2 separate regions of the Homo sapiens genome follow, and region 2 is linked to region 1. Evidence: chromatin contacts called from ENCODE Hi-C or POLR2A ChIA-PET data. All regions are on one chromosome and are shown on one strand. Each heading gives the region's core, a stretch centred on a gene start or an enhancer-like site at or near the end of the contact. The rest is flanking DNA. Distances are from core to core; before and after follow the strand shown. Region 1 overlaps ADAMTS15 (ADAM metallopeptidase with thrombospondin type 1 motif 15). Region 2 overlaps LOC105369574 (a long non-coding RNA gene).

What was found. Hi-C counts contacts between places; a loop is a spot of excess contacts on that map. ChIA-PET counts read pairs that join two places held with the same protein, here RNA polymerase II (POLR2A). Pooled maps may share reads with other maps.
Region 2: a map of PC-9 shows a loop between it and region 1 (2.5-fold over the local background). The contact joins two enhancer-like sites. A Hi-C loop is called at or near these places in 21 of 168 maps with a recorded cell type or tissue (IMR-90, PC-9, Right ventricle myocardium inferior and 10 more), 1 of 37 single-sample maps with no recorded cell type and 17 of 50 pooled maps. POLR2A ChIA-PET finds 5 or more read pairs at or near these places in 4 of 52 experiments (AG04450, BJ, WTC11 and 1 more).

The regions. Positions count from the first base shown.
Region 1 is chr11:130,475,966-130,481,948 of GRCh38, reverse strand. It overlaps ADAMTS15 (ADAM metallopeptidase with thrombospondin type 1 motif 15), which reads right to left. Exons shown (of 8, transcript NM_139055.4): 8 at 5,304-5,983. Among named protein-coding and RNA genes, the nearest start is that of ADAMTS15, 30 kb to the right of the region's middle. RefSeq lists an enhancer at 3,063-4,262. Within about 2 kb of position 3,314, at least 24 of the 41 ENCODE cell types and tissues checked have a DNase peak (open chromatin) inside an H3K27ac peak, as active enhancers do; they include PC-9, heart left ventricle and heart right ventricle, where a contact is called at or near this core.
Region 2 is chr11:130,526,458-130,532,132 of GRCh38, reverse strand. LOC105369574 (a long non-coding RNA gene) reads right to left here. Exons shown (of 5, transcript XR_007062953.1): 2 at 2,834-2,898; 3 at 460-519. Among named protein-coding and RNA genes, the nearest start is that of ADAMTS15, 81 kb to the right of the region's middle. Within about 2 kb of position 4,337, at least 6 of the 41 ENCODE cell types and tissues checked have a DNase peak (open chromatin) inside an H3K27ac peak, as active enhancers do; they include PC-9, heart left ventricle and heart right ventricle, where a contact is called at or near this core.

The DNA.
Region 1 (5,983 bases), core at 2,065-4,564:
CCCAGTGCTAGCAGAGTCTAGACAGAAGCTTAGGTCACCTGTCTCCCCAGGCTGTGGTCGTCCAGGCCACCCGGGCCATGTCTAAATAGGTGACTTTTAAAGAAATAAGACTAAAGTGAACTTACCAAGACATAGTGCCCTGGACTCATGGGAACTAACAGAAACTTTCCCATTCAGCAGCTAGGTATTTATCTAATGATCTCGAAGGCAATCTATATGTGCAAACTTGCCTAGGATGTTAGGGGAAAAAATAGCAGTGGCCTAAACCATTGGAATCCCCGTTTCGGATAGAGATTAGGCAACAAGGAGATTTAGCCAGATTGCTTCAGGAAGGTTTTCTTGCCCAGATATAATACATAAAATAAACCTCTCATTCAGAAGATCTTCGGTTTTTGTCAACCTAAGTCCCATCCGCTTGCCAATCCAGTCCACAGTGTGTTACACATTAAAGCCACAGGCTTCCTTATGGGTAACATATGTTGCTGAGACACGTGGAGCCATAATATCTCGTAACCCAGTGATACTGTCCCTAGAGTTAATACAACTCCACTAACATATGTTTCTGCTATTCCCATCCTGAGATACCAGTATTGAAATATATTATGCACAATGTACAGTTAATTGAAAGATACAGGGGGTATATTAAAAAATAAATCTGTTTCTACGACCTCTGCTAAAGTACATTTGAAATACCATATCGTTGATTTCACACTAGTGTACGTGAACTATCTCTGTTGTTTTTTCTGGTCTCTATTTTTTCCTTTCACTCGCCCATGTCTTCTTGGTGCCATGCTAACCACACCACACTAAGGCTGGAGGTTGAGGGATGTGATGCCAGGAACTAAGGCAGTGGGTAAGGAGGCGTGGTTGGAAGTGAGAGCAACAGGAGAAACCATCAGTCATCTCATCCCTCTGAATCCTGGCAGTACCATATTTTAGAAACTTAATCCCAAGAGGAAGTCAAGTACATCCGCCTTTCCCCTGCCCTTGTTGCATGCTCATATCTCTGAGTCAAGGAATGGCCTAATTTTATACTTCTTTTGTAAAGCAAGGAAGTCGTTGAGATGGAAAACATTAATCTGCATTTCCTCTGACATTGCTTTTATTGTCATACGCTGCACACGGTTAGCACTCAAGACCAGCTCATACTTCTCCTAGATATTTCTAGAATTTATGTCATCCTCTCCAATCCACTTACACTGCCAGGCTTTCATGGTCTTAAATCTGGATTATTGCAGGAGCCTCTTACTTGGTCTTTCTGCCAACAGTCTTTTCCTATCCCAGTCCATGCTTACTACCAGCTCACTGGAGTGGTGAGCTAATTACAGTCTGATTTAAAATATTTCCATGGCTCTCTGCTGCCTGTCAAACAAAGCAAAAACTCCCTAATGCAACATAGAAGGCCCTCCATGATCAGACCCCAGCCCAGCCTAGGCTTCAAGCCCACCACTCTCTCATGTATTCTACAGTCCAGCCACATCAAGCTGTTTTCATTCCTGACCTCCATGCCATCGTACGTGCTGGCCACACTTCCAGGAATCTCCTTATCTGCCCAACAAATTCTATTCATTCTTCAAAACTCAGCTCAAGAGCATCATTTCCTCTGACTCCTTCCCAGGTCCACTCAGTGATTCCTGCAATTGCTTCGTGTATAATTCCCATAGATCTAGAAGCATACCTCTGTTGGAGCACTTCTCATGCGCCATCATAATCATTTTCTCATGTCCATCTCCCCCAAAAAAATGTTTCTCGAGGAGTAGGCTAAGCGGTTCATTCTACAACTTCTTCAGTAAATACAGGGCTCGGAGTCCTGATGCTGCCATTTACAAGTCGGGGGAATATCTAAAGGTCCCTAACATCTTTGATCCTCAGCTTCCTGATACACGAGGAGGGGCAGTGATAGAATATAATTCATAATGTTGTTATGAACAATAAATACAATAAGAGAAGTAAAGACCTTAATAGAATGCTTATATATAGTTAATGCTGGGTGATGGCTATTATCATTATATGATTACTGTGTGCCAAGCACTTAGTGCCAAGACAATTAAAGCCTGCCCTCGAGGTCTTTAGGGTATAGCCAAAGAGACGGACAAGCAATTCGCTCAATGTCAGAAGACGCAGAGGGTGCCATGAGAGCTCAAGATGGGGCACCTGCTGTCACTAAATGTCACACCTGCTGGAAAGATTGAAAGCGGACGAATCTGAAACAAGGGAAAACAGGTACAGACTACGGATATACTCCAGTGAGACATGATGCTGGCCTGCACTACAGCAGCAGCAGTGGGAAGGAAGAAAGGGACCAAGTTTGAAGATATCCTGGAGGTGGAATCAAGTCATGTGACTGGATGAATAATGAGATGTTTGGGGTGGTCTGTGTGGGGTTGGTGGGGAGTCTGGGTGAACACAGGTGGGTGGGAGGGTTATGTATGCAGACGCAGAATCCACTGATGTGTTGGTTTTAACTGAGCAGTGAGATAGCACGTGATCCCCAAGGAAAGCGTATGAAATGCGTGAGCTGAGCAGAGGGCTGCAAGGAGCAGCAGCACCGGGCAGGCGGTGAAGATCAAACAGGACCATGTATGCAGACAGACAGTGCCTACACTGAGAAGCGTCCCCACATTTCCACCGGAGACAGGCTCCTTCATCCCTCTTGGTTTACTGTGTGTTCCCAAGGAAGCCTCTGCGTCACAAATACTCATTGACCACTGACTGTGTCCCAAGCCCTGGGCTCTGGGTGCTGTGTGTAACTGCAGCTTCAGAACCAGGTTCCCATGCACTGCAGACTCAGCCCAGGGAGGGTGCTTAGAAAAGCCATGTCATCCTCCTGAACACATTTCCAGAGCACTCTCAAAGGCTCTTTTCTCAAAATCCTCAACAACAACAAAACCACATCAGGAGTATCTGCTCAATTACCCATGGCAGAGATTCGGGGTACTCCCTGCTGAGGCCAGAATCCCAGTCCCCTGAGGTCATCTGAACTGTTGGTCAGATGTCTGGGACAGCAGTGGCTTAAGGCCCTGGACACTGTCTGGGACCGTGGCTAGGTACAGGAACGGGGAATGATACGAAGGCAATTGTTTCTAACAGCCTAGGAGTACAGCTAAAATCTCATCAAATTCCAGCCATTCCCCATGACAATATTTTCACCCTTTTCCCAAATCCAGTTTTTCACGAGGAGATTCCCTCCTCTCTTCATCTCCCTCTATCTTACCCTTTCTGCTAAAATTGTTCTCCTTTGGAAACAAATAGTTCTGTTTCTTCTTTGGAATGCCTCGGGAGGTCAGGAACTCTTATCTCCTCCTTCACAACATTCTGGTCACTGCTTGGAACGTGACTTACGTTACTGACCACAGCTCAGGAGAGCAAAACAAAGGCAGGGCTGCCCAGCTGAGCACGAAGGGGTGGGCCTGAAGGGAGGGGAAGGTGAAGGCTGAGTTTCTGGCTGCCCTCTCCCTCCCCAGTTTCATGCTTTGGAGCAGCAAACATTTCACTGCTGCCTTCTCACAGCTGCCGGGGGCTGAGGGGTGACACCATGGCAGTGATGAAGGGGGATGTTCTGCTCTTCTGGGATTTGTTGCTGGGATTGCAGGCTTCAGGGCTGACTCATCCATGAGGGCTGGAGACAAGCCAAGGAGCAAAGGAAAGACACTTGGGGTCACACGCGCTGCCCTTGGCCACGCCAGCTCAGCCTGCTGGGGGCTCGCCAGGGTTCACTGGGCAGGCAGAGCACGACCCAGGGGTCGACACCTTTTTGTAATTATCAAGGTTTTTTCTCACTGGGGCAAGAACGCATTCCCCTCCAGAGGATGGATTACAAAGCAAATCGTTCCTACCTCTCTTCAAAGGCCAGCAAATTTAGGAAACTGCTGCTTCCTTCTCCAGAAACTTTAAAATGCAGCCAAGCTTGTTGCCCGCCACACACCCCATTGCCTTACCTGGAGCTCTCCTGAGCCTCCAGGCGCCGCTGTAGTTGGGACCCAGCCTCCTCTGCTTCCTCTTTAATTTGCTGATCCCCAAAGCAGCCCAGAGGACCTTTTCCTTAGAAAGGTTTTACTGGCAATTGCTTCAATGGAAAACAAAAAGGATTACAAAAATAACCCCAGGAATATGACAACATTTTGAGCAATTTTAGAAAGATCTTACAATTGCTGACTTCCAGTTTATACATTAACCCAGACCCCTGCAGTTCCCTTCTGGGCCTTCTGCTAGCTCATAGACTCATGCAGCCTCTTCTGGCTAGTTCTTCCTTCTTCCAGAACCTTCTATCAAGTGCTGAAACTTTGTCCAACCTCCCCACATCCCTCACCCACATGCCTGAAGGGGCAGCTCTCGCAGCTCAAGAGGAAGTCATTCCCCATGGCCTTGCCCTGCTGGAAAGTCAACAGGAGAAACCCCTTCATCTCTGAACCCCAAACTGAAAACAAACCATCAGCTAGCAAAATCTAAACCATAACTGGGCCTAGAAACCCAGACTGCTAAAGCTGAACGTGCCCTAATAGAACACTGAATCTACCCTTCTCACTTTGCAGGTAGGAAATGAGGATTCCAAGAGAGGATCTCAGACCCGCGACCAACACGAGTTTCTAGATGTTCTTTGCAATGCGTCACACCTCTCCCACGCCTGTATATTTGCTAACATTTCCAGACCAGCACAAAACTAGGAAGAGAGAAACATTCTCTCTCCAAAGAGAAGGAACCTTTCCCTCGGGACACTTGGGGTTTCCTCCTAAGGCAGGAGACTGGAAGCCCACAGGACAGGGGCCCCTCTGGCCTCTCCCGTGCCTCGTCCCTTCACCCACGCACGGCCCCAGAGCTTCTCTCAAGCACTCCTGAAACCCCGCCCCAGCGGCCCCCAGGACTGGGCCTTCTGCTTGTCTGCTACAAGGCCCGTCCCCTTTTAACAGGGCTGCTGTCTCACCCTTCAATCTGTTTCGTTGTCCCTTCCTCTGAGGGGCTTTCCCTGATCACTCTCTCCCACACCCAAGCTTTTTTTTCTTCGTTTCTTTTTTCAGCTCCTTCTCTCTGAAAAAGTTCAAATGCGATCAAACGCCCACATCCAAGCTCCCACTCTCAGCATCAGTTGGTGTCTCCTTCACTTGTAGCACGATCTGCCACAACTCTCTGCTTGCTGACTTGAGCTCTGCCTCCTCAGCTAACCTGGGAGCTGCACAGGACCAGGACTGTGCCTGTCAAGGTCACTGCTGTCTCCATAGCTCCTAGCACAGTGGCTGGCGAAGCTGGGCATTCCATGGATGTGAGGAATGCATGCATGAATGAGAAGCAGTCACAGAGGCAGGACACAGGTTTTAAATACTTACAGCTTTATTAGGAGAAGGCTGTGGTCACCTCAGCAGCCAGCTCCCTTGTATACACAGTATACACAGCCCAGCCAGCACCCAGGTCCTTCCATCCTTCTGCAGTACATGGAGTGCAAAAGAACCAAACACAACGGCGGGGAGGGAGGGTCTACCAATGAGTGTCAGTGTCTAGTGCTTCCGGGAGCCAACTGCCAGGCTAGGGACACTCAAGTCCCTCAAACTGTCATCAGCTCCTGCCAGACCCCACTCCAGCATGTCGAGGTTCATATGAGAGTGTTTGGGCCAGACTCCTCCAATCAGTGCACGCGATGGGCAGAGGAGGCTAGGGAATCCTGAGCCCAAAGCTGTATTGGTCCATCCCCCTCAAGAAGTTGTTGGAGCTTTCAGAACGTTCCTCTTCTTGTGTAGACATGAGATACCGCTGTAACTTTACTCCATCACCAGAAACCTGTGCCTTGAGTCTAGTCTCTGCTCAGCCCTCGAGAGCATGGTTGGATTAAGGAAATAGTCAAAGGCAAGCAAGACAAACTCCCTAGGTTGTCTTGGTCATGCGTCTTTTAAAAAGGGAAAGAAGAAAAACCACCACAACAGATAAAAGCACCGAGGCCTGGCTTGTGTCAGGAGCCAGAGAGGTTGTCCTTCCTTGAAATGGTTTGTAAAGT
Region 2 (5,675 bases), core at 3,088-5,587, 49 kb before region 1:
AGCCGGAGGCAGGGGCAAAAAGAGCAAATCATTGGGCTTAGTGTCAGAAAATGGACTTTTGAGGGCACTGGTGGTGACCTGAAGTCTTTCCATGCCATGTATACACCAACATCATCCTGGGGATTTGCTGGAGCTACCACTAGCTTAGTGCCTCGGGCGGCATTCAGCTTGGCTTCTTTGTGTTTCCAACAACACACTCACTCACTTTCACAATGAGTTTCACCACAGGCTGTACCCAGTAACCTGCTGATCTTAAACAAGCTGGCCCATCTACCCCTCTGCTTCTCAGGGGCTCCAGCTATACTCCCTGATTAGAAATGCAGCTTCACAGTCTCTCTAAAGTATTCCTTCATGAGTCTGTTTAGTTTGCAGCCAAAAACACAGAGGGTCCCCTTGGGCAAATAAGATGTTCATTCATCTGCAAAGACCCCACTTACACACAACATTTTCTGTACGTACCTGTCGTCTAGAGTAGTGGTTTCCATGCTGTGTCCCGAAACCTAAAGTTATATAAAGGAGCTGAGAAGACCAAGGAGAGCAAAGTTGACAGGAGTCTGACCCTTCACCCTTTCTTTCATCAGGTCCATACTGGTTTTACGTATTTTCTGTATTTTATTTATCACATATATTTTATCACATGTAATATATAGTATAAATAATGTAGATATAACCAGGTGACCTTGTGGAGAAAAAAAAAATAATTCCATTGCTAAATAAAAGCTTGAAAAACATGACTTAATCAGAGTAAGGTCTGCTTGCATCACTGCCTGTAGTTTACAAAGCTCTACCAGGCCAGTGTACTGTGAGCAGCCAACCACAGGATGGCCTCTCTGGGTGAGGCAGGGCGGGGGAGCCCAAAGACATTTACTTGGCACCACCTGCTTCCCCTTAACTCTCTCTTTCTCTCTCTCTCTCTCTTTACTCCCACCCCAGAGAATAGTTTGCAACCACTGAACCAGAAAATCTGTATGGTTCCTCCAAATTCCATGTTGAAAGTTTCCTAGATTCCAGTAATTTTTGAACAAGTGAAGGAATTTGCTATGGCTCGAATGTCTGTCCCCTCCAAAACTTTTATTGAAACTTACAAATTGCCATTGTAACAGTGTTGAGAGGTGGGACCCCTAAGAGGTGATTAGACCACGAGGGCTCTGTCTGTGAATGGACTAATGCCATTAATGAGGGTGGGTTCCTTATAAAGGATGAGTTCAGCCCTCTCTCTTGCCCTCTCTCACCCTCCCCTTGCCCTTCTGCCATACGACGCCTTCTGCCACATTTCGACCCAGTAAGAAGGCCTTCACCAGATGCTGGCACCTTGGAATTGGACTTCCCAGCTTCCAGAACTGTGAACCAATACATTTCTATTTGTTATAATTGTCCAATCTGAGGCATTCTGTTATAGCAGCACAGATGGACTAAGAATTAATGAAAGGTAAAATAGATAGATAGATGGAATGGGTGAGCAGAATGCTGATATTTTCTGGGGTCTAAAATTTAAAGAATTCTCAATTGTTTCAAGCTATTGCTGAGAAATATTAGAATATGTTGAAATTAGATTTTAGTCCACAGTTGCATAGATGAGCTTCAAAGAGGATTCTCTGACTGTTTGTTTTGTTTTGTTTTAAATGTGGCTACCCATCCCCTTTCTTGGAGGCCAAGTGAGATCTTTCAGGTGAGAATCACAACAGCCAAGTATTTCTAGCAGAGAAGAAGACATGGTGGGAAATAACACCAGGTGATCACCAAGCCTTTCTTTCACCAGTTGGTCATCCCAGACTTACTTTCAACACCTGAAGAAAATCACTTGTCCCTAATGAAGTTGTTTAATCATCAGCCTTAACATTGGTATTCAACATTTAAACCTTATCTTCTGTGACTATGTCACCACCATTTATGGTTTGGTTTTGGTTGGCTTTTTGTTTTCGTTTTTGAGACAGGGTCTGGCTCTGTCACCCAGGCTGGAGTGCAGTGGCATGTCTAGGCCCACTGCAACCTCCATCTCCCCGGTTCAAGTGATCCTCCTACCTCAGGCTCCCGAGTAGCTGGGACTACAGGCACGCACCACCACGTCAGGCTAATTTTTTGTTGTTGTTTGTTTGTTTGGTAGAGACAGAGTTTCATCATGTTTCCCAGGCTGATCTCGAACTCCTAGGCTCAAGCAATCCGCCCTCAGCCTCCCAAAGTGCTGGAATTACAGGCATCAGCCACTGCGCCCAGTCTATGTTCTTAAGAATATAAAAATGAAGCTTGTCCTGTGCTTTGTTCGTTTGTAGGAATAACAACCTTCTCTTATTCTGCCCCCCCCCAAAAAAGCATTTTATATAAAAAAATTCAGATTGTTTTCCCCCAGGATTATGTAAAGCATTTTCAATTCTTGTTTTGATAAATGTCACCTAAATCTTAAAATATTAGGGCTTCAGTTTGGGTATTTTTTTCAGTAGTGAATAAGTAAGTAGGCCTCTTGATTAAAAATGTTTGTGTCTGGTATTTTTTCTCTTAATTGACGGGTTTATGTTACTCATCTTTTAAATATGAAAGGTGCGTGAAATACACCAGATGGGTTCCCAACTTGCCAAAGCTCAAGCTACAAAATCAGTAAGCACGGCGCTGCTCTGAGAGGTGGAGTGGGTGACTTCTGAGGGGTTTCTCCACATCGCTGTTTGAAGACCCCTGTATGCTAATGTTCTTTAAGCATCCCTCCAACTGTAAAATTTTATGATTCTACTGTCCCTGAGTAGCTAAAATTGGGTAAGAAAAGGAAATAAGTGTTCCAAGAACCAAATGAGGAATCAGAAAGCCACACTGATTCCTGGTTCGTTAAAGCAGCCATGTTTACCTTGTAGCCATGTTTACCAAGGTAGCCAAGTTTACCCTGGACCCCCATAACTCAATGTTCTGCACCTGCAAAATAGAGAAAGGAGGGGATGAATGAGGGTCTAAACGGAAAAACACCGTCCTTTCTCTCAGTGGTTCTGCTGTGCCTCTCTCAAAGCACCACACCCACCCCAATACCAAATGCCAGGCAGAGTTACATGCACAGTGGAAAGCTGATAAAGCATGACATCAGTAGGGGCCGGGTGAGCTGGGGACAGAAGACAGGACAGGGCAGGAAGCAGAAATCCCAGAATTCGATAGGCAGAGTAATGGAATGGCTCCAAACCATCTTCCCGAACCTCAGATGTGCCAATTTGATTGGATGCAGTTAAAGAGAACAAAAGAATATGCCAATAAAAGCCAAAACAAAAGATGAAGCTACAGCACAGCTTTTCCAAAGGGCTGCCCTGGCCACACGGGCAAGAAGGGGGCCAGCAGCCCCAAGAGCAGGTCCAGAGTCCACCGAGCACCCCGCTCCTGCACCGCTGCTCCCCACAGCTCAGCTGTGCCTCCTGCACCTTGAACCCATTCAAGAAGACTTTTGGGTTTTTCTGTTTGTGTTTGTTTTTGACGGAGTTTGACAAATTGTTATATGAAAAGAACCAAAGAAGAAAAGGGAAAAAATTATTTATTCAGCCTTAAAGAAAAAAAGGATCTATCCTTTTAATTGAGGCAGACAAAGACCTTTCAAAATCCATTCAGTCGTAGCGTCAGCTCTCATGCCACCCATGTTCCGCATGCCTCCCCTGTTCCTGCTGCAGCCACTTCACTCGCCCTGCTCACACCCACCCCTCCCTGCCCCCAGGGCTGCCCTGACTCACCATTCCCCTGGCCTCAAACCCACACACATCCATCTGAAACAAACACATACGAGGACCCAGCAAACACACACTCTCTCACATATACACACACAGATACAGCTACCCCATCCCTCACTCAACTTTCCGACAGCTAGCAGAGATGTCAGCCAGGATACCCAGCTTGTCCCACACCCTCTTCCAGTGAAGCCACCCTGGGCTCAGCCCCTGTGGAGGGGCAGCTGTGCATGACCATTATTCCACCTGGCAACCCCACCCTAGCCGCAGCCACCTGAGCTACAGCAAATGACCCTGAATGTGGCTGGGTGAGAGGGAGGGTGAGCAGGTTCATTTACCTCCTACACATTGCAGGTGAGGGACTTAGGCCGCATTCATTCCCTCCTCACTCCCTCCCTGGGCTGAGATGCATGTAACTGGCTCCATCTCACACACTCCTGGATTGCCTCTTTTATCCTCCTGCTGCAGCCTTTTTCTTTGGAAGAGCAAGTGCCAGAAGATAAGCTTCTGAAACAAGTCAGATTCTTTCTGGGAGCGGTATTCCCACCAGCCTGGAGTGCTTTCACACAGCTTGGTGTCCTGAACAGGCGTGTGCAGTCTGTGGAAGGAAGTGTGATAACAAAGGAATGCAGCTCTGGACCACAGGCCCCCAGGGAAGGGGAGAGAGGAAGAGAAAGGAGGAAGAGCAGAGCCACAGGTCAGGAGTCATTATGCCTTGGTGACACCATCTGCCTGTGACACTGAAGTCACACTCGATGGTAGGGCTTTGAATGCTGGACTCCACAGAACCCACCAAGTATTGGGCTGAAAATCAGCTACAGTTCTGGTCCTCAGTAACCAGGAAAGTCTCCTGAGATACTATTACAGGGTAACCAGTGATTGCGGCACCAAAGTCCTGCTCCCTGCAGCCTCCCCAAATTCCAGCCCTCCCGTTGGATTGGCCTTGGGAATGTGATCTGTTAAAATGCTACCCCTTCCTCTCATTACCTATGTGACATAAAGATCTTGAGAGTGAGTCTTAACTCTCACCTTTGGAGAAATTTGAAACACAAGAAATTACCTCCTTTCTGTTTTTGGAACAGCTGTCATTTCTGCTGGTGAAATCTCAGGTCTTTGGAGTTTCCTAAAGACCCTGGTCATGGAGCCCTTGACAAAGTTCCTAGGCTGCAATAAAGAGATTACATGGAGAGGAAGAAAATTTGCAGGGTAGCAGAAAGACATGGATAGTAAACTGTGTATTGATTTTGCTTTAACTTACCACATCTTCGGCCATTCCCATGCAAACTTTTTCTGGAGAGCTCATAACATGCAAAGGCAACGGCACAAGTTTAATCTTCCTTCATCCCCCAGTGGCAGGATTAGAAAGCCATGAACTGGCCAAAGATCAGACAGAAAGAAAGGGAAGGAGGCAAAGCAAATGGCCTGAGTTATCCCTCCCTGGACCATTCCAGTACCCTAACTAATCAAGAACTGGCCCCTTTTAAAAAGATGAACTTTCTCAGCCTGTATTGGGGCCAAAGCCAAATTTTCTTGTTCTGGTAAATCAGTATTGTTTGAATTCCAAAGAGGCTCAAAACCCACATCGCCATGCAGGTTCCCCAATCATCCCCTCTGACTCTACAAGGTAAATCCACAGACGGAGGAGTTCCTAGGCAACCCAAAGTAAATGCACCAAAGGATCAAGAAAATAATGGTCTGTGAGAGCTCCATTTTTAATTTGCAACCCTACTACCGAGTATATACCCAAAAGAATTGAAAACAGGATCTTCAAAAGATATCTGCACTCCCGTGTTCACTGCAACAAGGTTAAGAAGAGTCAAGTTATGGAAACGACCCAAATGTCCATCAAGAGATGAATGGATAAAGAAAATGTGGTACACACACACAATAGAATTTTTCAGCCTGAGAAAAGAAGGAAACCCTGCCATTTTCGACAACATGGATGAACCTGGAAGACATTATGCTAAGTGAAATGAGCCAGGCACAGAA